Linked DNA regions of Mus musculus: all the other regions are linked to region 1. The links are chromatin loops, found by intact Hi-C in ENCODE. Cell type or tissue: heart. All regions are shown on one strand. Each heading gives the region's core, and the rest is flanking DNA. Links, peaks and the distances in the headings are about the cores only.

Evidence for each region. A loop is a pair of places that touch in the nucleus more often than their neighbours do. Peaks named below come from ENCODE experiments on the same cell type or tissue, not always from the same donor. Only the 100,000 strongest peaks of a DNase experiment are listed, where the experiment ranks them.
Region 2: it touches region 1 in a loop (4-fold over the local background); 5 of 42 quality-filtered maps call a loop at or near these places.
Region 3: it touches region 1 in a loop (2.5-fold over the local background); 6 of 42 quality-filtered maps call a loop at or near these places.

Annotation. Positions count from the first base shown.
Region 1 is chr1:59,759,166-59,766,689 of GRCm38, forward strand. Bmpr2 (bone morphogenetic protein receptor, type II (serine/threonine kinase)) reads left to right here and starts at 5,114. Exons shown (of 13, transcript NM_007561.4): 1 at 5,114-5,563. The coding sequence starts at 5,488. In heart, for the core only: CTCF peaks have their summits at 4,308 and 5,597; DNase peaks (open chromatin) are centred at 4,266, 4,886, 5,386, 5,636 and 1 weaker place; H3K4me3 peaks cover 3,748 bases; H3K27ac peaks cover 3,051 bases.
Region 2 is chr1:59,881,197-59,888,720 of GRCm38, forward strand. No RefSeq gene overlaps it. Among named protein-coding and RNA genes, the nearest start is that of Fam117b, 28 kb to the right of the region's middle. In heart, for the core only: a CTCF peak has its summit at 2,747 (motif pointing right); a DNase peak (open chromatin) is centred at 2,735.
Region 3 is chr1:59,841,554-59,849,077 of GRCm38, forward strand. Bmpr2 (bone morphogenetic protein receptor, type II (serine/threonine kinase)) reads left to right here. Exons shown (of 13, transcript NM_007561.4): 5 at 1,190-1,281; 6 at 3,925-4,155; 7 at 5,505-5,619. Among named protein-coding and RNA genes, the nearest start is that of Fam117b, 68 kb to the right of the region's middle. In heart, for the core only: CTCF peaks have their summits at 2,391 (motif pointing left) and 2,989; no DNase peak of the experiment used is centred there.

The DNA of each region.
Region 1 (7,524 bases), core at 1,724-6,723:
AAAATTTCTAAGGTTTTTAAAATTTTTTTTTTTTTTTTAAAGATTTATTTATTATATGTAAGTACACTGTAGCTGTCTTCAGACACTCCAGAAGAGGGAGTCAGATCTTGTTACGGATGGTTGTGAGCCACCATGTGGTTGCTGGGATTTGAACTCTGGACCTTCGGAAGAGCAGTCGGGTGCTCTAACCCACTGAGCCATCTCACCAGCCCAGGTTTTTAAAATTTAATTTAATTTTATTTGAAGATTTGAGAGTGTGCATTTGTGTGAAGGTATGGCCACAGGAGTGAGCAAGTCCCCTTGGAGGTTAAAAGAGGGTGTGTCTCTTAAACTTGTGTTTTCAGAAGCTTGTGAGCACCTGATGTGGATGCTGGGATGCAAACTCTAGTCCTCCTGAGTGAGCTGCAATGGCCCTTAGCACCTGAGCCATCTTTCTAACCCTAAACCTTTCTGCTATTCTGACCTGGATAGACATCTCAGTGCCAAACATTGGGTATTTGCACTGTTTTTCTACTAACATTAAGATTTCTCTCTCTCTCTCTCTCTCCCTCTCTCTTTCTCTCTCTTTCTTTCTTTCAAGATTTATTTATTTATATGTAAGTACACTCCAGAACAGGGAGTCAGATCTCGTTACAGATGGTTGTGAGCCACCATGTGGTTGCTGGGATTTGAACTCCTGACCTTCAGAAGAGCAGTCGGGTGCTCTTACCCACTGAGCCATCTCACCAGCCCTCTTTCTTTCTTTCTTTCTTTCTTTCTTTCTTTCTTTCTTTCTTTCTTTCTTTCTTTTAATGATTGTGCCATTTATACTTAGAAGAATTTAGTATTTCTGAGCTCTGTCAACTCTGATATGTCTTCATTGGTAGACCATAAACTCTGAATTCTCTTTGGACTTTATTCTAGTTCTAGATCTAATAATCTGTTTAAGTCAGGTCAGTTGGTTCATGCCAATAGTCACAGCAGTGAAGAGGCAGGATCAAGGCCAGTCAGGGCTGTACATTGGGACTCTATCTCAATTAAAATTCCCAAACTAATGTCCTCTCCTAATCTGGGCCTTGCTTTTTGTCAGTTCTCTAATTCAAAGGAAAGACAGACTCCATGAAGGACCATAATACACAATGAGGATACATCAAATTTTCAGATGGTGTTGGTTTGTCTACCTGGATTTTTGTGTCCTGGATTCCTTACCTCCAAGTTTCCCCGTATATTAGAATACCTTACTTGTTGGGCTTTTGATGTCTGGAGTACTAGAGATTATCCCTTGGACATGTGCGTGATGCTAGAGCTTTTCTCAATACTCAGGGGTCCTCCTCTAGTAAAGTACTTCCTACTCTTCTGAAGTTAGATTTGGCTACGTGACTTCACTGGCTAATAAAATGGGAATTGCTCTGGTAGGAGATATTTGACTATTTTTAAACCAGACAGACCCCTGGGTGGCAGTTGTGAATACTTTTAAACCCAACACATGGGAGGCAGAGGTAGGCAGATCTCTGTAAGTTCAAGGCCAGCCTGGTCAACAAAGTAAGTTCCAGCACAGCCAAGGATACACAGAAAAACCCTGTCTCAAGAAAACCAAAAAGCAGCCAGAGCAAGACATTGAACATCTAGGAATTAAAATCTTACAATCCCTACTCTGGCAATCCTGAAAGCCTATGTCTCTTTTTTTTTGGCTTTTGGAGACAGGGTTTCTCTGTATAGCCCTGGCTGTCCTGGAACTCACTTTGTAGACCAGGCTGGCCTCGAACTCAGAAATCTGCCTGGCCCGCGCCACCACCACCCGGCGAAAGCCTGTCTTAGTGAAGCACCTAGCAAGGCAGGGACCTCAGGGACTGCATAGAAGAGCATGTCGCTATGTTGAGTTCCTAAATACACATGACACATTCTTTCTCCAAACATTCAAAGCCGGGGTAACTGACAGTTCTCAGGTGGGTGCTTCTTTGAGGGTTTTTCTTGGCTCAAGTTACCTTCCAACCCTGGGTACAGTCTTTATGCAACTGGTGTTCTACTACATTTTAGGACAATGAAAGGCCTATCCCAGAGCCCCTGGATGAAGCCTTAGTTGCAACTATGTTACACTCTATCCCATACTCTCTAGTCCTGACTTCCTTGGTCCTATAGAGATATTCTTAAGCTGCATACAGACCCCATGATAGGCCCACTGATGCTTATCCTATCAAACACAAAACAGGATAAATAAATTTTTGCCTCAATAAGTTAATGATCAGGATTTGTGGGATGTTATTACAATGTAGCCCTCCTCATCAACAAAGAGACCACACCAGATCACTCTGCACTCGCAGTTCTGTTTTCACCAGAATTAGACTAGTATTGCCTGTCTTGTGTCAAAGATAAGTTATTGCTAAGTTTTAATTCTTCTAAATGTTCTGTCTCACTGGGAATAGTCACATCTCGATTGTAAAGGCAACAGAAAAGGAACGAGCACTGCGTGCAAATCGAGGTCTGCTGATGAATTATTCCAGCTAAGTTAGTGGCATGAACTTTTTCCACATGAATTTCCTAAGACTTCTTTCCGACATAATTTATTTCACATTTATAACATGTATAAGGGTACTTAATGTTTCTTAGGAAAATTTTATGCAAATAATAATTGAATAATAAAGTACTTGACCTCAATTCGAGGAAGAAAAATTGTATTTCACCAGCTAATAAACTTCCTGCACCTTCAACATCTGTCATTTCTTTGACAACTAGATCTCATGTCTTGAAAGCTAAATGTGAAAACAATACCAGATCCTTATTTTAGGCCTTTTAGGCCTTTTAGGCAAAACAAAATATGGTATTCAAGCTAAAGAGTTAATGCATATGCTCCTTATTTTTCAAAATGTATTATATATATATATATGTATATGTATATATGTATATGTATATATATATATATATATACACACACACACACACACACACACACACATATATATCTGCCTGAAGGATAAACAGTATAAAAGTATTTCAGCTAAAAAAGGGCCCTGGGCAGATATTACAACTCTTAATTATAGCAGATATTTACTATGATAACAGAAACCAGTTTAAGGAATGTGATTTATTAACATCACGTTCAGATACAGAGATAAAAGGAGGCTTGAATAAGCAAGCGAACAGTAAGGCTTGAGGAGTGTGTTTATGAAGGTATCCTGGAACTGCCCTTAGCCACAATGAAAGACCGGCAAAACCAGCCTTCAGAACAACCTTTCTGCCTACTAGAAGAAGGGAGGGCTAGACTTCACCTCTTAAGATCGCCCTCCCACGCAAATTTTCCACCTCGCAGTTAAAGAATTAAACCCAGACTTCCGATCATGGCGCCAAGCACGTCATCTTCTCCCCTCTCCCCTAGCAAAAATCCCACCCAAGTCGGCTGACCCTGTAGGGGATCCCTTCCCTATCCTGGTTGCCTGAATCAAGCCAAATTGAGATTTTTTTTTTAAAGAGGTTTAAAGTGGTTAGGAAACTGCAGTGCTGGCGGGACTGTCTCTATTCGATGAGTGAGGAGCTAGGACCACACTCCATACCTAGAAGCAACTACACTGCGTCGCAGTTCTCCTTTAACAGGCCCTGCAAAGACCCTCGGGCCTTTGTGAATAAAACCCTCCCCAGGAGAGGTGCGGGCGGAGCAGGAGACGCGCACGCACAGCAGGCCGGCGTGTGCGATCTTAAGTTTTCTCTCCGGTCTCGCGTGCTCGCAATTGCTCAGCAGCCTTGTCATCCAAGAGGGCCCCGGGGATGGCTGTTCGAGGAAAGCCCGACCCAGACTAGCGCACACACGTCAGCTTCGCGGTCTTCATGACTGAGGCAGGAGGCTTTTGTTTGGGCCGCGACGGGAGGGGGACCCGACGAGGCCCGGGTCTCGGCTCCTGGGAAAGGCGGCTCGGTCGGGATTCTCAGGGAAACCGAGGAGGATGCGCCCGCCGCCACCAACAACGACGGCGTGCCTTCGAGGCTTCTCGCCCACCTTCCCGGGTAGCCTTTAACCTACGTTAAACAAAAGATTGTGGCCGCCCTCCCTTACACGCTTGAACAGATCGCACGGCGTCCACGTGCGGAGCGTTCGCCTGTGTGAGGAAAGGGACCTAGGCTGCCCACCCGCAGCCCACGACAACCCTTCCCTGCACTGGGCGCCCAGGCGAGAGACGCCGCGCGAGGGCCTCACTCTCCAGCAAGCCTGGGAGTGAGGGGCGGGGCCGGGCGGGGCCGCGGGCGCGCAGGCGCAGTGCGGCTCAGTGGCGCCGCCGCCGCCGCCGCCGCCGCCGCCCGCGCTGCACCACAGGCCCGAGACAGACAGGGGTCGGCTGGAGAGCCGGAGACTGAGAGGAGGCGGCGGCGGGGGCGGGGCGACTCCGGTGACCGGGAGCGCCTCAGACTGGCAGCTGCGGCGACTCCCCCCTTTGTGTCTGGTCTGCTTGGAACCGCTGGAGGTGCTTCCCGGAGGGGCTCGGGGTGTTTCGCAAGCTCAGCTGCCCACCCCCTTCCTCGGCCACCTACGTCCGTCTTCCCGCCGCCCCCCGCCCTCGGCCCGCGACGCCCGAGCTCCGCCCGGAGCCCAGAGCTGCGGAGAACGAGGCGGCGGCGGCGGCGGCGGCTTTCTCCAGAGGGGCTGTGATTCGCTCCCGCAAGCCATCGACGGGAGGAGACCCGGTTTTCATGGTGGAATTTACTTCAGGCAAGAGCGAGGGGCTGGAGTAGCCGAGAGCGAGGCCGCGGGCGGAGCGCCCTCGAAGGGCCAGCCCCGCACCTCCCCGCGTGTCGCTCGCCCGGGCTCGCCGCGTCGCCGCGACCCTCCCCTCCCCCGCGCCCCGAGGCCCGGCCTGAGCGACCCTCGCGCGATTGTTCCGAGGAAGCTGTGGACTCGCCCATGGAAGCAGGCACCTTTTTCGACCCAGTCGGTGGGAAGGATTTGTTGATGTCGAAATCCGAGTGAAGGAAGCAACGAAGCGAAACTTTAAAAGGAACCCCACTGTCCTCGGAGTACGGAGCGATGCTACTCCGGCGGCCGGGCGCCGCTGCCTGCCCCGCTTCGCCCTTCCCGGCGGTCGGGAACTTGTTCTGATCCTCAGTGCTCCCATCGAGTCCCCGCCCTCCCCCCCCCCCCCCCCCCGGCACTCTGGATATGTTTTCTCCCAGATCTGGGTATTTTTTTGATATCGTGAAACTACGAGGGAAATAATTGCAGGGGTTTCTTCTGGGCTCCCTGCGTCTTCCCCATGGACATGCCTTCAATTTGGGGAGCCGAGACACCCCGTCCTAGGCGAATGAAGCCCCCCAGCCACGAGGGAGCGAAATGAAGGGAAATTCTGCAGTGGAATGAGAGCTCTACTAGCTAGGTCCTCGCATCTGCCATTTGTCCTTTCAAACTGCATTGTAATCCGGGCAGGATAAATCAGACGAAGAGCAGCCTCCTAGCCGGATTTCTCCGCCCGAATTTACTTTCCAGATTTCTTTTCTTTGCCCTCCTGCTTCTTTGCTGGCCCAGGGATGACTTCCTCGCTGCATCGGCCCTTTCGGGTGCCCTGGCTGCTATGGGCCGTCCTGCTGGTCAGCACTACGGCTGGTGAGTAGCCCTAGGTGGTATGTCCCAGCTCCTACTCCAGTGGGTGGCGAGGGAGAGAGCCTGCAGAGGCCGAGCCCTGTGCTCTCCCCTCGCAACGTGTGCTCTCGGATCCGGGTGGAGGAGCCAGCCAGGGAAATCACCTTCGGTGTTTGCGTGTTGTTTCCCGTCCCTACTCCCGTATTCCCTGACCCCTCCCCCACGGGGGGAAAAAGACATATTGGGTGTGGTATCTTGACATTTTTAGCTGTGAGGTAATGCAAGGATTAAAAATAATATTTTAATCACTAGTGAACTGTCTATTAGATTTTTGGAGATAAAGGTGGTTTTTTTACTTTGATGGAAAGAAGCAGATTTGGTTTACAATAAAAAGAACAACTAGACACACACTTGATTGAACCTTATTTTTACATTTAGATCACTCTTTGGGAATCCACATTACTTTTCGTTATTTAAAAATGTTACCTGAAAAAAAATGTTACCTGATGAATAGAGTAAACGTTGAGGAAGTCACTGTGTGAGAATCTTGATAACAGTGTATACTAACACAGTTGATGTCATCATTAATATTGTTTTGCTCCCAAGAATCTTAACTATTCTCTGTCTCTTTATCCTGGATATTCTTAACTTTGTATCCCTTTGGAATTACTGTTGGGCACAGAAGTGTTTTTGATAACTTTTCTATTAGTCATCTGGCGTCTGTTGGTTTTCCTGTCATTGAGACAATTTTGACCTCACATCAGACTTCGAGGAGATTTGACTCCTGAAAGTTCTTTGACATTTTCCTAACGTGTGAAAGGAAATGCTACTCCCCTTTCCTTTGGCCATTTCCTCTTTACTTCTCAATCGCCTTGAGAAAAAAACAACTCATATTCTCATTGCAGTTATTTTCAAGCAACAGTCTTCTGTGATTTGCTTTTAGAAAATTTCAGGAATGAATTCTTAAATAGTCACATGAAGTATGCATTTAAAATTGAGTACACAAAGTAATGGTTTTACAATTTTTTAAAAAGTAATTTTCACATTCAGTGAATTCTTCATTGCTGTATTAGACACAGAGATTACTTGTTTAATTTACATTTTAGATGTCTGTTCTGGGAAAATACTGAAAGAAAATTTGAAGTTCCCTTTTGTGAATTTGATACTATTGTCTATATTGATTAATATGTAGTATTTCATATTTTTAGTTATGAGTGTAGTCTTTAATGGCAAAGCCATTTCTCAAGCACCATTATATTTAGAGTTTTAATAATGAATCTATGTATTGTTAAAAATCATGGGAAATATGATTTGATTACATATTGAAACTTGATATTTTAATATTTTCGATTGTTTCAATTATCTTTGAAGCAAAACTGAACACATTTCCTCCAAATTTCCTTGTTAGCTGTTTAAATTCTCTAACCACAAATCATGTGGTTCCTGTAAAATATGAAAAGAGTAAAAATGGCCTTGACACGTAAGCAGTCATTCGGCAAGCAGAAGCCCAAGAACATTTTGTTTTAAAATTTTGATCATTTTGATCGTTTTAGAATCTTTAGAATACAGATTCTCATTTATAGTGTTGTGCTGATAAAAATCAGAAAAAACACCCCAAAACCCAAAACCCATTGATTTCAAAACAATTATTTAGTAAATGGATTTATTTTGTCTTCTTTTTAAAAGGGTTATATTTAAAGAATCCTTGTATAAAAGTGAGCTTAGCCAGCCCCCTCCCCACCCCCCATGTTATATATGATGGCATCTTTGAAGCTGGATTTCAGAGCTGTAGTAGCTGAGTTTACTGAGTGCTTGCTATGCACCAACAAGTATTAAATGACCTTTATATATATTTCCTCCTCCAGTCAGGCCTCTCGACAATTCTGCGTTGTAGGTTTTTATTATTATTTTCCTTTTACAGCATTTGAGAGAGAATTAAGTATAAAACTTTAAGTAACTCATCACATAGTAAATTGTGGAGCCAG
Region 2 (7,524 bases), core at 823-5,822, 120 kb after region 1:
AAAATAGAACTGTCAAAAATTCAAGGGCAGGCTGGAGAGATGGCCCAGCAGTTAAGAGCAATGGCTATTCTTTCAGAGGTCCTGAGTTCAATTCCCAGCATCTACATGCAGCTCACAGCTGTCTGCAACTCCAGTTCCAGGGAATCTGACAACCTCACACAGACATATGCGCAAAACACCAATGCAATAAAATAAGAATAAATAAATTATATTTTAAAAAAATCAAGGCCAGCAGCCAGGGCTATGTGGCAAAACTGTCAAAAAAAAAAAAAACCCAAAAAACTAAACAAAACAAAAAAGCCAAGTGATGGCGCTAACAGTCTGGTCTCTTGAGTTTGAGGCCAGCCTGTTCTACAGAATGAGTTCCAGGACAGCCAGACTCCTACACAGAAAAACCCTTAAAAAACACACAAACAAAAAAGGGAGCTGTCTGTGCTGACCTGTGTTTGACCCCAGATCCCATGGTAGGACAGAATGGACTCCAAAGATGACCTCCGATGTCCCCACATTGTATTGTGAACAACTTTTTTTTAAATTTGAAAGTGGGTCAGACTGGCACCTTAAAAAAGAGCAGCAGACCTTGACATATGTGACTCTGTTGTAGAGGAGCACTTTGTGTCCTGGAGACCAAAAGGATTAAGGCAAAGGCAAAGTTGCCCTGAAGTGTGGATAGTGTCATCCGGCTTACCACCCTGTCTTCTTGCCCTCCCTTTTAACTAGGAAGGGAAAAACTCTATTCAAGAAAACAGTCTTTGTATGCTTGGGTGGTATGGGGTGGGGGTGGGGTGAGGGGTGGGGTGAGGGGGTTGTAAATGGAACAGAAAAACAGGTGAAAGTTTTCCATTCTTACCAACTTTTTTAGTAGCATTTAAATCATCAGTCTTTTATGTATAATGTCATGGAAGATATGCTTCAATTCCTAAGGGGGGAAAATGAAAAGACATACATTATTATCTTTAGACATCATGGAGAACTTCAAAAATACCAAGGTCTGGGGACAACATACATGTAGTTTACAGACAGACAAACAGACAGGCAAAACAGCCATACACATAAAATCTTTTTTGTAAAAGTCATGTCTCTTCACTTCTAGGAAAGTAATTTAAAAAAAAAAATGGCTATGATGGTTGCAGGTCTGTAATCCTAACACTTGGAAGACTGAAACAAGTTTGGCATAATCCAGAAAATTTAGCAAGACCTTGTCGAAAACTAAGAGATTTGCTCTTATAAAAAAGCCAAAAGGAACTAGATTCACTTCAGGAATGACGAACTGACCATAATATCAAAACAAGAGGTGTCTTTAGGGTAACGGGGGGGGGGGGGGGCAGCACATGTCTCATCTCTTATGAACCTGTGAAGAAAAGGATACATACCAAAGAGGTTAGGCTTTCAGCATCTGAGTGATTCATGTACTTGCCTCTTCCACAGCTTGCCGAACATGTGCTAGCAGAGATGCTTGTTTTCTTGAAACACTACCTTGGTGTAAAGCTACACTGTCCACAGTGGAGGAAAAACAAAGGTACAAGATAAACGGAACATTTTTGAAAGAGCTAAGACGTGATGCCTAGCACTCTGGGCTCAGCTCCCAGTACCACAGACGGGAAAAGTAAACAGATAACTGTCCATCTCCGTAACTCTTACTACTCCTTCCCAGTTGTCTGAAGACTCTACTCTGAGAGTTGGTCTTCCCTCCAAGCAGTCTGTCTGTGTCAGTGGTCGTACCAGACCAGCAGGCTCCTGATCTTTAACCTGAACTTGTAATGTATCCACTTGTGGCCACACTCATGCCCAGCTCAGCCTTCCTTCAGCACTCCTGTGGAGTTTTGGGTTAGTTGATTGGTTTTTAAGACAGGGTTTCTCTGTGTAGCCCAGGCAGTCCTGGAACTCACTCTGTAGACCAGAAATCCTCCTTCCTCTGCCTCCCAGGTTCTGGAATTAAAGGCGTGCCACACCACCCACTTCCTCTCAGGACCTACTGTCCTGTAGGCAGGAGAGGCCCATCAGTTTTCTGTCTCAAAAATAACAATGTTTAATTGACTGCTCTGCTAATGCCAAAATGCTATTCTTTTTCACTTTTAAACCGTTTTTATTTAACCTCTGTTAATCTGGCTTCTTGGGCTGGAGACAGGTCAGTGGTGGAACTTGCCTGGCAGGTTTGATCCCCAGTACTACCTAACCATACACACATGCATATAGGAGGCATGCATCTCAGCCCTTCTAAATTACTCTGGGCTCTTGAAAGCCATTAGGATGTGTGTCACTCTTTTTTGGAGTTAAGTTGGACAGAATGATCAGCAGTGAAGGAGAGTATGGCTGTGATGTACACACACACACACACACACACACACACACATACATACATACATTCACACACAGCCAGCACCCAGCACCCTGGCTTTGAGAAGAGTAAGTCTGGATTTTCAGATATTTCAAATGCTTTTATTTTGCATTTATAGTTATCATTTTTAACTTTTCTCATAATATTTAATAAAATGAGAGGTCATGCAAAGTCGTCAACCTTTACAGATATCCATGGATGTAGGAAGAGGAGGTTCTCCATTTGACAAGGAAATTGTCAACCTTGACAGAGGTCTCTTACACCTTTATCATCTAGTCAACAACCAGTGGTGATCTACAGGACCAGACACCATTCCTGAGATAGTTTTATAAGATGTCCCCAGTAGTTATCCTCCAGGTCATGTTAATGGCACAGTAGCAGAAAGTCTGTGTGCCACCTGACCACTAGGCGGCACTGCTGGTCCGAGTTCTGATTGCTAGACTGCTTCCTTTTTCAAAGACCATCACTTGTTTTGTTTGTAATGTTTTAATTTTTATTACATTTATTTATTTATTGTGAGTGTGTGTGTGCACTCTAGCACACAAGTGCCATGGCTGCATATTGAGGTCAAAGGACAACTTGTGTGAGTTTATTCTTTCCTCCTACCACATGGGTCCCAGGAATCAAACACACAGTTGGATACAAGTACCTTTTCCTGCAGTCCTGAAAAAAAATTTTTTTTGACTACCAATATCCAGCTATCATGGCAAGGCCTATGAGCACAATGTACATTTAGGTCTAGTTATGAGGTGTGAACAAGGTAGAAAGCCTACAGATTGGTCCTTTCCAGAAGAACACAGCCTACACCCAGACTTTAGCATGATATTATAGCTTTGCTTGAATTATACAATGAAATGTGAATTACAGGTGACTTATTTTTGTGCATGGATATATGTGTGTATATTGGGGGGGGGCATGTGTATGCTTTGTCAAGTGAGTGCAGTATAGAAGACAACCCTGGGTATCAGACCTTACCTTCCAACTTCAATGCAAGGTCTTTCTTGTTTATACCTTCGCTGCATACTCCATTTTGCCTTAGGCATACTAAAATTACACACAGACATGGACCACTGAATCTGGCTTTTACATGAGTTCAGGGACCAGAACTTGAGTCATTAGGCTTATACAGTAAGCACTTTGACCAGCAAAGCCATCTCCCCAACCCATAATTTACTAAGACATCAGGAAAGGCCTTTCATGGAACCCTAGCATTTGGAAGAATTCTACCAAAGTTTATCCAAGTTCTGTGCAAATATTTTATAAGAGAAGTTGGGTTTTAGAAGTTTGTTTGTTTGTTTGTTTGAATTGACTGGCTTCTTCGATATTTAATTTTTGGAAGAAGTAGTTTCTGGTTACTGTAGTATTTTTTCCTGCTTACAGTTTCTACCTTAAGGGCCTGGCATGGTGGAGCACAGTTTTAGTCTCGGCAGAAGCAGAAGCAAAAGGATCTCTCTGAGTCCCAGGCAAGCCTGACCTACAGGGCAAATTCCAGGATAGCCAAGACTACACAGAAATTTTCTGTCTCAAGAGATTTTCTTTTCTTTCTACCTTAAAATTACATATGCACCAGCATTAAGAATCCGGTTGGGTAAGCAGCTCGTGCCATACAAGAATGAAGACCCGAGTCCCCAGAACCCACACAAGAAAGCTGGATGTGATGGTACGCACTTGTAATCTCAGTAGGGGAGGCACAGGCAGGAGATTCCTTGGGGATCTGCCTGTGCCTTCCCTGAGCCAGCCAACTGAGCAAGCCTCCCGACAACCTACCAGCCAGTGAGAGACCTTTCCTTAAAAAGGGAGGTGGGGCATTACAGCTAGTTAAGGGGGGTTAACAGCCTGAGTCCGATCCCTGGAGCTCATGGTGGAGGAAAGACCTTCAGCAGTTCTCCTTCCCTCCACATGTTCAACATAGCATATTTGCACCTCTGCCTCCTCACCCCAGACACACTCAAATATATTAAAGCAAAAAATGGATACATACATACATACATACATACATACATACATATTAATACAAAGATAAGGTGGATGGCTCCAGAATGATGACACCCAAGGTTGTCTTCAGCCTCCATAGGCATGAACATCCGAACCTCTCTACCACAGACTACTTGAGGTGATTAGTTTATAAAGAGATACGGCTCCTGGTAAACCAGGCCACCTTAAATGATAGAGTTACCTATCTCCATTTCTATCTGGCTCAGCAAGTAGTGACTTCTGACCTACAAAGAAAACTTCCCAAGAGGAAGGAAATCCTCTCTGTTTCCCAACCCAAAACACATTTGAAGAGTTCATACAGACACCAGAACCAGGGCTCTTGATTTCAGCTTGGGTGGAATTCTTAGAATTTTAGTGAATCAAGTTTGCTCTAGAGTCCTCCTCTTAATTGCTTGTGATTTTCTGTGTCATTTGCGTATGTGACATATACGAGTGAACACTTTGGTGTCTGTCTAGGAAGAGACCAGTGTGATGAGCATACCAGTGAACTGGCCAGCTGTGTTTTGTTTGGTCTGAAAACTATCTGAAATTTGTTTTTATATGAATGCCTCTTTTGTGGGGCCTAGACTTTTCCCAAACCCAGTAACTCTCTCGAGTTACGCTCTACAAGATTTATTCATTTGTGTTACTTCCAAATCTCTGTAATCTTTCAGTTTGTACCTTCTCCAAAACCCTTTTTCCAGACATAACATGAATACAGAGCCTGGAGGATATGCCTGGCATTTTACGCACACTGGGGAGGAGAGCTAGCCACCTACTTTGAAGCAGGCCAGCTTGCATGCTCTCCAGCCCTTCCACTCTCCCATAGGATGGATGCTGCTGTTACCTATGTCTCTATTCTTCTCTGTGATCTCTGAAACCTACATTTGAACAGGGTGCAGTATTCATTTGTGAGTATTAACCAGTGAAAACCAAAACCAAAACCAAACAATAGTATTATCCTATCCCCTAGTGGATTCTCTTAAATCAAAAAATAAGCATTCGAGGCTGGAGATAGAGCTGAGATACTGAGATACTGAGTGCTTGTCCAGGAAGCACAGACTTCACGTTCATTCCTAGCACCAGAAACAAGCACCAGGAAACACTCCATTCATAAGTGTGCATCACCAAGCAGGTGGGACTCTCAAAGCTCACCGTTTGAGCTGAGGGGACAAGATGGAGACAGTGGACGACACACCTATAATCCTGGCGTTTGGGAGGCAGAGGCATGTGGATCTCTGAGTTCGAGGCCAACCTGGCAGTGAGTTTTAGGATAGTAAGGACTACTACATTATGAGAGTCTGCCTAAAAAAAAAAAAAAAAGCCAGCCCATTTGTAAGCTCCATTTGGTTGTTTTTATATAAGTTTCTCTAAAGCATTAAAACCATGGTCAGAGGAAACAATCAAGGAAGGCAGAAAGGGAAGGTCACTCTGGAGAGAGGCAGATGAAACAAAGGTTTCATGTCAGCCCTGTGGAGGCTCAGAGAGAGGAGTGCTTCAAAACCCTGGCTTTACCACAGACTGAGCAAGAGCCGTGTGGAGCTGTGTCACCAGCCTCCCATCCACCTCCACAGTCGAGACTCAGCGGTAGGTGCTTCTCATCCAGTTTCTATCTGGCTATGTCTCTGCTACGTAGTCTTGTAGTTGCCTCTGCCAAAGAAAACACTGATGATAGGCTATTTTTAAAATTAGGGGAAAATCCCCCACACACTTTGTTTTTCTTCTCCAAGCTGTGAAATCCTTCCAATTGGCCTCATTCTCCAACAGGGTTTTTTGAGATCAAAGACTGAGGGACTTCCAAAGTGTGTCTCACATTATAAAACATCCAGGTGTGCACTTTAAATCTGCTATCTGAAAAATCAAGCTTCATACAGAGACACTGACTGTTCACCAATACTTCTTTTTTTCATGGGCTCTCTTGTCTGGTACAAATAGTCTTTTTACTGGGGCATTTATCATGCAAATAAGCATGTTCAAGTATAATGTGAAAGGGTGAAAAGGAAACTGAGCAACACAGGGATGTGACAGCTGCCAACTTCATAGAAAGCAGCAGCACGCCACATGCCAGGTAATTCCACTCTATCTGCCCGTGGCTTGCTTTTCTCCTTCTCTTTCCTTTTCTTTTCTGAGACAGGGTTTCTCTGTGTCACCTCTGGCTGTCATGGAATTCACTTTATAAACCAGGCTGGCCTTGATCCTACTGCCTCTGCCTCCCCAGTGCTGGAATTAAAGGCTTGATCTACCTCGGCCCCTGCATCTTTCTTAATAAATTCCTATGCAGGAGTAAAACATAAAATGCCCTCATTTGTGATCTTCTTCAGCCTGTTAACACCGCTCCAAACAGAAAGCAGCAAGACAGAAAGGAAATTACCTGTGCCATTTAAAAGGGGGAAACAAACATTTTAACATCATTTTCCTTTATGTCCCAGAACTTTTAAAGCACTTTGGACTTTTGACATCTCAGAGAGAGAGAGAGAGAGAGAGAGAGAGAGAGAGAGAGAGAAAGAGAGACTGAATATGAATCAGAGACAAATTAAAATTTGGAAAGTGAGAGGGCCACCTGGAATTCATAAAGCCCTAATCCCCTCTGATCCCCCAGACCAGTTGAATAGGGAACTTATTGTCCTGGACACATAGCAGGCTACTGTCACTAGGATAGAGGAAAGGGTGGGGTTGAGTAGGCTGCCCACTTGATAGAAAACACACCAGACTTACCCCTAGGGACTGATGACAGGATCCAAGCTCCCACCCTCCCACAGCTCTGTACCTGTGTCTGGCAAGCACAGGAACCTACATTTCTGAGATGTATGGCTTATTTCACAGAGTTTATAGTGTCCCTCCCACACTGCTACCTCAAGCCCAAGGCTCTCACACATGCTATATTCTAGCCCTAAACTATACCCTAGTCTGGAGCATTTTTTAAAAGATTTATTTATTATTATATCTAAGTACACTGTAGCTGTCTTCAGAAGAGGGCATCAGATCTCATTATAGATGGTTGTGAGCCACCATACAGTTGCTGGGATTTGAACTCGGGATCTTTGGAAGAGCAGTCAGTGTTCTTAACCATTGAGCCATCTCTCTAGCCCCTGGAGCACTTTTTAAATTGTAGATTTATGATTGTGGTCTAGGTTAAACCTTAATTTGGTTGCCTTATTTGCAGTATGTTTACCTTTAAGAAAAAAAAAAAGAAATGAATTTGGCCTTGCGTC
Region 3 (7,524 bases), core at 823-5,822, 81 kb after region 1:
ACTACTTTTGGTCTTATCATTTAGTAAACATGCCATTTAATCAGAATTTATTTTCTTTAAGTTTTTTTTTTTTTTAACATTTATTTGTTTAGTTATTGTGTAAAGGGAGGACGGTCATACGTGAATGGAAGTCAGAGGATAACTTGCAGGAGTCGTTTTTTCCTTCTACTATGTGGATTCTAGGGACCAAATTCAGGTCATCATGTTTGGTGACATACAGCTTCACCACTTGGTGAACTGCTTGCCAGCCCCATGGTTTCCCTTTAAAAACCTCCGTGGAAAATCCATGTACAAACACACATAGTTGTCTCCATTTTCAGCTTCAACAAACATTTTCACCCAATTTTTACAAGAATTTTTTAAAATTTATTTTTATTATTGTGCCTGTGCTTGCCTATGTGTATCATATCTGTGCTTCTTGGAGGCCAGAAGATGGCATTGCATCGCTTAGAGCCAGAATTATGGTGGTGGTTTAGGAATCAGCACTTATTCATACATTTTAGTAATTCTACCAGAATTTTCTTAAAAATTCAGTATTATAATTTTATACTTTTTTTTTTAAAGATTTATTTATTTATTTATTATATGTAAGTACACTGTAGCTGTCTTCAGACACTCCAGAAGAGGGCGTCAGATCTTGTTACAGATGGTTGTGAGCCACCATGTGGTTGCTGGGATTTGAACTCTGGACCTTCCGAAGAGCAGTCGGGTGCTCTTACCCACTGAGCCATCTCACCAGCCCAATTTTATACTTTTAAACTGAGTCATCATGGAATTATCTCACAGAATTCTGCTGTCATGCTGTTCATTATTTATCTTCATCATTATTATATATTATATATATGTATATATATATTATTCATTATTAGTGATTTGTTTTAACCCCTGCTGCAGCTCTTCTTAACTGTAATATATTTTTAATTAATTTATTTTTATTTCATGTACATTTGTGTTTTGCCTGAATGTATGTCTGTGTAAGTAAGGATATCAGATCCCCTAAAACTAGAGTTTGAGACAGTTGTGAGCTGCCACATGGGGCTGGGACTTGAACCTGGGCCTCTGGAAGAGAAGCTAGTGCTCTTGACACCACTGAGCCATCTCTCCAGTCCCTTAACTGTAACTAACATTAAGAGGTTGGCGTTTTCGTTTTAAGAAGGCTGTGTATCAGTAAGTGTTCTCACTCCTCTAGGAGACCGGAAACAGGGTCTTCACAGCATGAACATGATGGAGGCGGCAGCAGCAGAGCCCTCCCTTGACCTGGATAACCTGAAGCTGCTGGAGGTAAGGCTGTGCTTAGGTTGTTGTCTGTTCTGCTCATTAGCCACTCTCCTAATTAGTACTCGTTCATCTCAGGAGCTATTTAGAAATAAGCCTTTCTGAGCCTGGTCGTGCACACCTGTAATTCCAGCAGTCGGGAAGCAGAAGAAAGGATTTCCTCAGGTTCCAGGCCAACCTGGTCTGTGAAGCAAGTTTCCAGCCAGGGCAGCATAGTGAGACCCTGCCTTAAAAAAAGTGGAGAAGGAGAATGTCTAAGTGTGTTTGAAATGGTGTGTAGTTTAAGCACTGAGAGAAGTACCAACTGAAACATGGAGTTTTGCCCAGGATTTATATTTTCCCACAGTGGAGTTTGAGGCATGCCTCTGCCTTTTCTTTCTTTCTTTCTTTCTTTCTTTCTTTCTTTCTTTCTTTCTTTCTTTCTTTCTTTCTTTCTTTCTTTCTTTCTTTCTCTCTCTCTCTCCTTCCTTCCTTCCTTCCTTCCTTCCTTCCTTCCTTCCTTCCTTCTTTCCTTCTTTCCTTCTGTCCTTTCCTTCTTTCCTTCTTTCCTTCCTTCTTTCCTTCTTTCCTTCTTTCTTCCTTTTTTCCTTTTGTTTTGTTTTGTTTTGTTTTGTTTTGTTTTGTTTTGTTTTGTTTTGTTTTGAGACAGGGTTTCCCTGGCTGTCCTGGAACTCACTTTGTAGACCAGGCTGGCCTCGAACTCAGAAATCTGCCTGCCTCTGCCTTCCAAGTGCTGGGATTAAAGGCGTGCACCACCACGCCCACCGCCTCTGCCTTTCAAATGCTGTGTTTTGATAAGACTTTATTTCAGAGGGCTGTCTTTGTTTATAAAAATAATGGTACAAGACTGGGTATGGTGACACGCCTTTGATTCCAGTGCACAGGAACAGAGGCAGACTCTGACTTTGACGCTAGCTTGGTTTACATAGAGAGTTTTAGGATAGCCAGAGCTGCATATTGAGACTCTGTTTAAAAAAAACAAAACAACAGAGTCTGGAGAGATGATGTCTCAGTGGATAAGAGCACTGACTGCTCTTTCAGAGGTCCTGAGTTCAATTCCCAGCAACCACATGGTGGCTCACAACCATCTGTAAGGGGATCTGATGCCCTCTTTTGGTGTGTCTGAAGACAGCAACAGTGTACTTACAATAAATAAATAATAAATAAATAACTCTTTAAAAACAAACCAAACAAATTAAAAAAAAATAATAATATGTTAAACATGTATAAAGAAATGATGATACCAGCTGATAGTGGTACACACCTTTAATCCCAGCCCCTGTGAAACAGAAGCAGGCAGATCTCTGTCAGTACCAGGCCAGCCTGGTCTACAGAACAAGGCTACACAGAGAAACACATTCTCAAAAAACCAAACTAGCTCACAAAGAAAATAGTGGTAAATCACCAACCTGTTTTAATGAAAATTCCCTAGAAGCCAAAAATAAAGAGAACTGGTTACATTTTGCTATTTCTTTGTGCATTGAGTAAATTTTTATTCCATTATAGATAATGTGTATATTTTACTGTGGAACCCTCAGACTCTTGCTAATTTCTCATGTGTGATGGTTTTCAAAAAAAGATTTAATTTAATTGTAATTGTGTGTGTATGTTTCTGCATTTCTGCATGTGGTATGTACACATGAGTACAGCTGCCTGTGAATACTAGAAAGGGGTCTTGACGCTCCTGGAGCTGGAGTTATAGGCAGCTGTGAGCCATCTGCAGTGCATGCCGGGAACCACACTTAGGTCCTCTGGAAGATTAGTATGCTTTCATCCACTGAGTATCTCTCTAGCCCTGCGTGGTGTTTTTTGGGTTTGTTTGTTTGTTTGTTTTTGTTTTTTGTTTTTTTTGTTTTTGTTTTTTGTTTTTTGGTGTTTTTTTTTTTTGGAGACAGGGTTTCTCTGAATAGCCCTGGCTGTCCTGGAACTCACTTTGTAGACCAGGCTGGCCTCGAACTCAGAAATCCACCTGCCTCTGCCTCCCCAGTGCCTCCCCACGCCCGGCTTGCGTGATGATTTTTGTTACTTGTTTTTGTAAGCAGTTGACTTGGTTAAACATATACTACAAACGTGTCTTTTGGGCAGAAGCTCAACTCTCAGTTCAGTTACCTAGAATCTGTCTCACGTGGTCACTGAATTCCTTGCTCTGGTTTCTCTTTTGGAGGCATCTTCCCTCACCCTGTAGAAGCTCTAGTTGCCACAGATTACATCCTCTGGTTCAAAAGACCTTTTACTGTCATTTGTAGTTCCACTACTCAAAGCTGATTTGAGTCAGCTTTCAAGAGAAAACCCATAGAAAAGGTTAGCTCGCCATATATGCATTCTTTTCTTCTGTGCCTCGATGCCTTAGACTCTAACTGCTTTTGCTTATATAACAGTGTATCTAGGCCTTCCTTGGGTTTACTTTTCATTTTGTCCAGAGTATTTTGCTCTCATCAATTGGAAGGTTAGTCAGGTAGGAGCTTCATCAGCTACACCAGATGCAGATGCTGGCTGCTTTTTGGTAAGGAATAGACTGAAAGCAGAGCTGCTGTATATCATGGGGAATTGTAGGGGCTTTTGTTGTTGTTGTTGTTTTCATTTTAGTAAATTTAATTGTTCAATTTCAATGTGAATTAATAACTTGCCTTTTTAAAAACAAACTTACAGCTGATTGGACGGGGTCGATACGGAGCAGTATATAAAGGTTCCTTGGATGAGCGTCCAGTTGCTGTAAAAGTATTTTCTTTTGCAAACCGTCAGAATTTTATAAATGAAAAAAACATTTACAGAGTGCCTTTGATGGAACATGACAACATTGCTCGCTTCATAGTTGGAGACGAGAGGCTCACTGCAGACGGCCGCATGGAGTATTTGCTTGTGATGGAGTATTATCCCAATGTAAGTTCTTTAGAAAAAAGATCCTGCCATTTATTTTATCAGCACTTTGTTTGACATTCATTCTTGTGTAAGCACCTTGTCTCATCAGAAGCTTATTGTAATTTGTGGTTGAGTACTCTGAGGTGAACAGGTACATACATACAGTCATCCCTTAGTGTCCTCAGGCAATTGCTTCTAGGACACCTAAAACACGTGTGCGCACACAGACACAGACACAGACACAGACACACACACACACACACACACACACACACACACACAGACAGAAGTTCAAGTCCATTATATAAAATTCCATGTAGCATTTGTATGGTTGCATATCATTTTTTGATCATACAGTGAAAATGCCATGTTAATAGTTATTCACTGTTATACTGTTTATTTAGGAAACAATGACAAGAAAAATAATGCTATATACAGATGCAAAGATAATCTTTGGGTTTTATTTGTTTGTTTTTCTTGACTTTATTGGAGAAGAAACCAAGATCTGAACATGCTAAGCAAGTACTTTTCCACGTAGTTACCTCCCCATCCCTAGATACTTTTGATATAGTTGATTGAAACCTAGAATGTGAATCTGCAGGTATAGAGGACTGACTGTAGAGACTTACAAATATGTATTCTATTTATAAATTATAACAATATTGTTTGTAAAATTTGGTAAAAAATTTTTTTTCAAGTTAATCTGATTGTCCAAAGAAGTGTTTAAAAGGAAATAATCATCCATAATTTTAATGTTTCAAATATTAGGATTAATGTTGCTGTGATGAACCACTGTTACCAAAAGCAAATTGAGCAAGAAAGAGCCAACTGAGAAGTGCTGCATACTGGCTTGCTCATCTGCTTTCTTGTTTTGTGGTGGGGGTTGTTGTTATCATCTCTAGATATGATAGGCCTTTGTATGTAGCTCTTGCTGTCCTGGAACTCACTGTGCATACCAGGTTAGCATCAGATTCACAGAGATGTGCCTGCCTCTGCCTGAGATTAAAGGTGGGGGCCAATGTGGTTGGCTTTTTTTGTTATTGTTTGTTTGTTTGTTTGCTTTGGGATGTATGTGGGTTTTTATCCTGCTTTTTTATAGAACCCAAGACCATCAGCCTCTAATCACTAATTATGAAAATGCCCTACAAACTTACCTATAGGAAGACATGACTCAGATGACTGGAGTTTGGGTCAGTTACATAAAACTAGTCAGCATACTCTCTTCTTTTCTTTTCAAAAATACCTTATCATTATCATTATATCTTCATGGAATCCTAGCCTATGCAAATCCTTAAGAAGGTTGCCTAACTTGCCTTTTCTTGTTGAAGCAAATTAGTTTCAATGTTTGATATCTTTTTTCCTTTATACAGGGATCTCTGTGCAAATATCTGAGTCTCCACACAAGTGATTGGGTAAGCTCTTGCCGTCTGGCTCATTCTGTGACTAGAGGACTGGCTTATCTTCACACAGAATTACCACGAGGAGGTAAGATGAATGAAATTTTAATCATATTTTAGAAGAAAAATAATAATTTATACTGTTAAAATTTGAATATTAACTAATTGAAAGATCCAGCATGAAGAAACATATTTGAATATAACAGAAAGAAATGCAAGATGGATCTCATTAAGAATTTGAAGACTTTCTTTCTAAAAGTATACTTAAAGCTATTTTTAGAAAAAATTATTTGGAGGGAGTGTATCTCAAAGGTAGAATGCTTTCTAAGCATATATAAGACCTTTGATCCCTAATATCATAATATCAGACAAAAAAATCCTAGAGGTTTTTTTTAGACCTCTTGAAGTTTATTTGTGAACCTTAGGTTAATTCTCTTCGCTAGGCTATATTTTCCTTGTATTTGTTTTATGTGAATAAATAACAGAGTATTAGTTTTAATATTACATGGATCTTTTATTTCATAAGCTGTAATACTCAAATATCCTTTTATAAATTAAGGCTCTGCTACCTAGAGTCAAGGAAAGGAGGAAATAACAGTGGCTTTACTTATACATTTTTTTTCCTCATATACATAAGAATCTCAAGAGAGCCAAGCATGGTGGCTCGTGCCTTTAATCTCAGCAGTCAGGAGCAGCAGCTTGTAGATCTGAGTTTAAGGCCAGCTTAAGTTTACACAACAAGGTTCAGGTATACTAGGACTATATAGTGAGACCTGTTTTTAAAAACTCTCGGGGCCGAGTGAGATGGCACATACTTATAGTCCTCACACACACGAGGGTGAAGCAGGCTTGTGCACTGTAGGCCAACTGGGATGCCTAGTGATTCTGAGCCATTCTTTAAGACATAGTGAGACCTGGCTCCCAAAAAGAGGAGGAGGAAACCACGAGACAGAGGATTGAGATGATGGGCCAGTGGTAGAGCACTTGATGAGTGTGCACGAGGTGCTTGGCTTCAGTCCCTAGTAACAGTCAAAACCAGAGCTTAAAGAGAGTGTCGAGGAGGACTGGTTGGCAGCATGGCTCAAGGCTCCTGCAGTTCTTCTCTGCTGTCCTTCACATGTGGCTTTCATTTCACGGTTATCCCATTGTCCATTGTGCATAGGTAGCCCGGGGGGGGGGGGGGGGGGGGAAGAGGGACAAAGGATGGAATTGTCCCTTCCACTTCCAGAAGTTCCTGTCCTGCTCATATTAATCCACACTTACCCACTGCAGACCAGAAATGCACTTGTTTTGTTTTGGCTGAGTGAACTGCTGCTGAGACAGTGTAGGTTCCGTTATTGAGTGAGAGTGGATGGCAGTCTTGGCCTGGTATTCAAGCTATCTTCTAGTCCCAGATGGAGCTACAGTCTTCCGCAGCTGTATGCGCGTCTGTTAGATCCCTTCCTTCTCACTTTGTTTCGTGTGCACTGCAGCACAGGCTCCCTAAGTTAGCATGGCTGTGAAAACCGTGCCTCTGCGCTTTCCTGGGCTTTTACTTCTGTACCACAGTTTGTCATTCTGTAACTTGTCACTGCTCCTGTAGTCTCCCTGACCTCTTTAGTGAGGAGAACTTTAATGTATCCGTTTCTTACATCTTTGTTCCATATTATAATAGCATGGATCATCTTTTCTAGCTGATGCTTCATATATAAATAATTTCTTCTGAATAATTTATTGGCTCATTTACTTGACATCCGTTCCTGAGTACAAGATTGATCTGTTATTGCCTGCGTCAGCAACTTGTGCTCTTGCTTCATTGTTTTAGCACATTAGCCTTGGACTATTTCCTTACTTTTAAATATTATAACTCCTTTTGGAAGCTGGCTTAAAACAGAATTTAAAATATCTTCCTAATTCCTCTTTCAAGGTTTGCATGATTCAGCAAGGTTTTAAATCAAATACTGGCTGAATTTTTTTTTTAACCTAAGCAAAGCTATTTTCCCGAAACATTAGC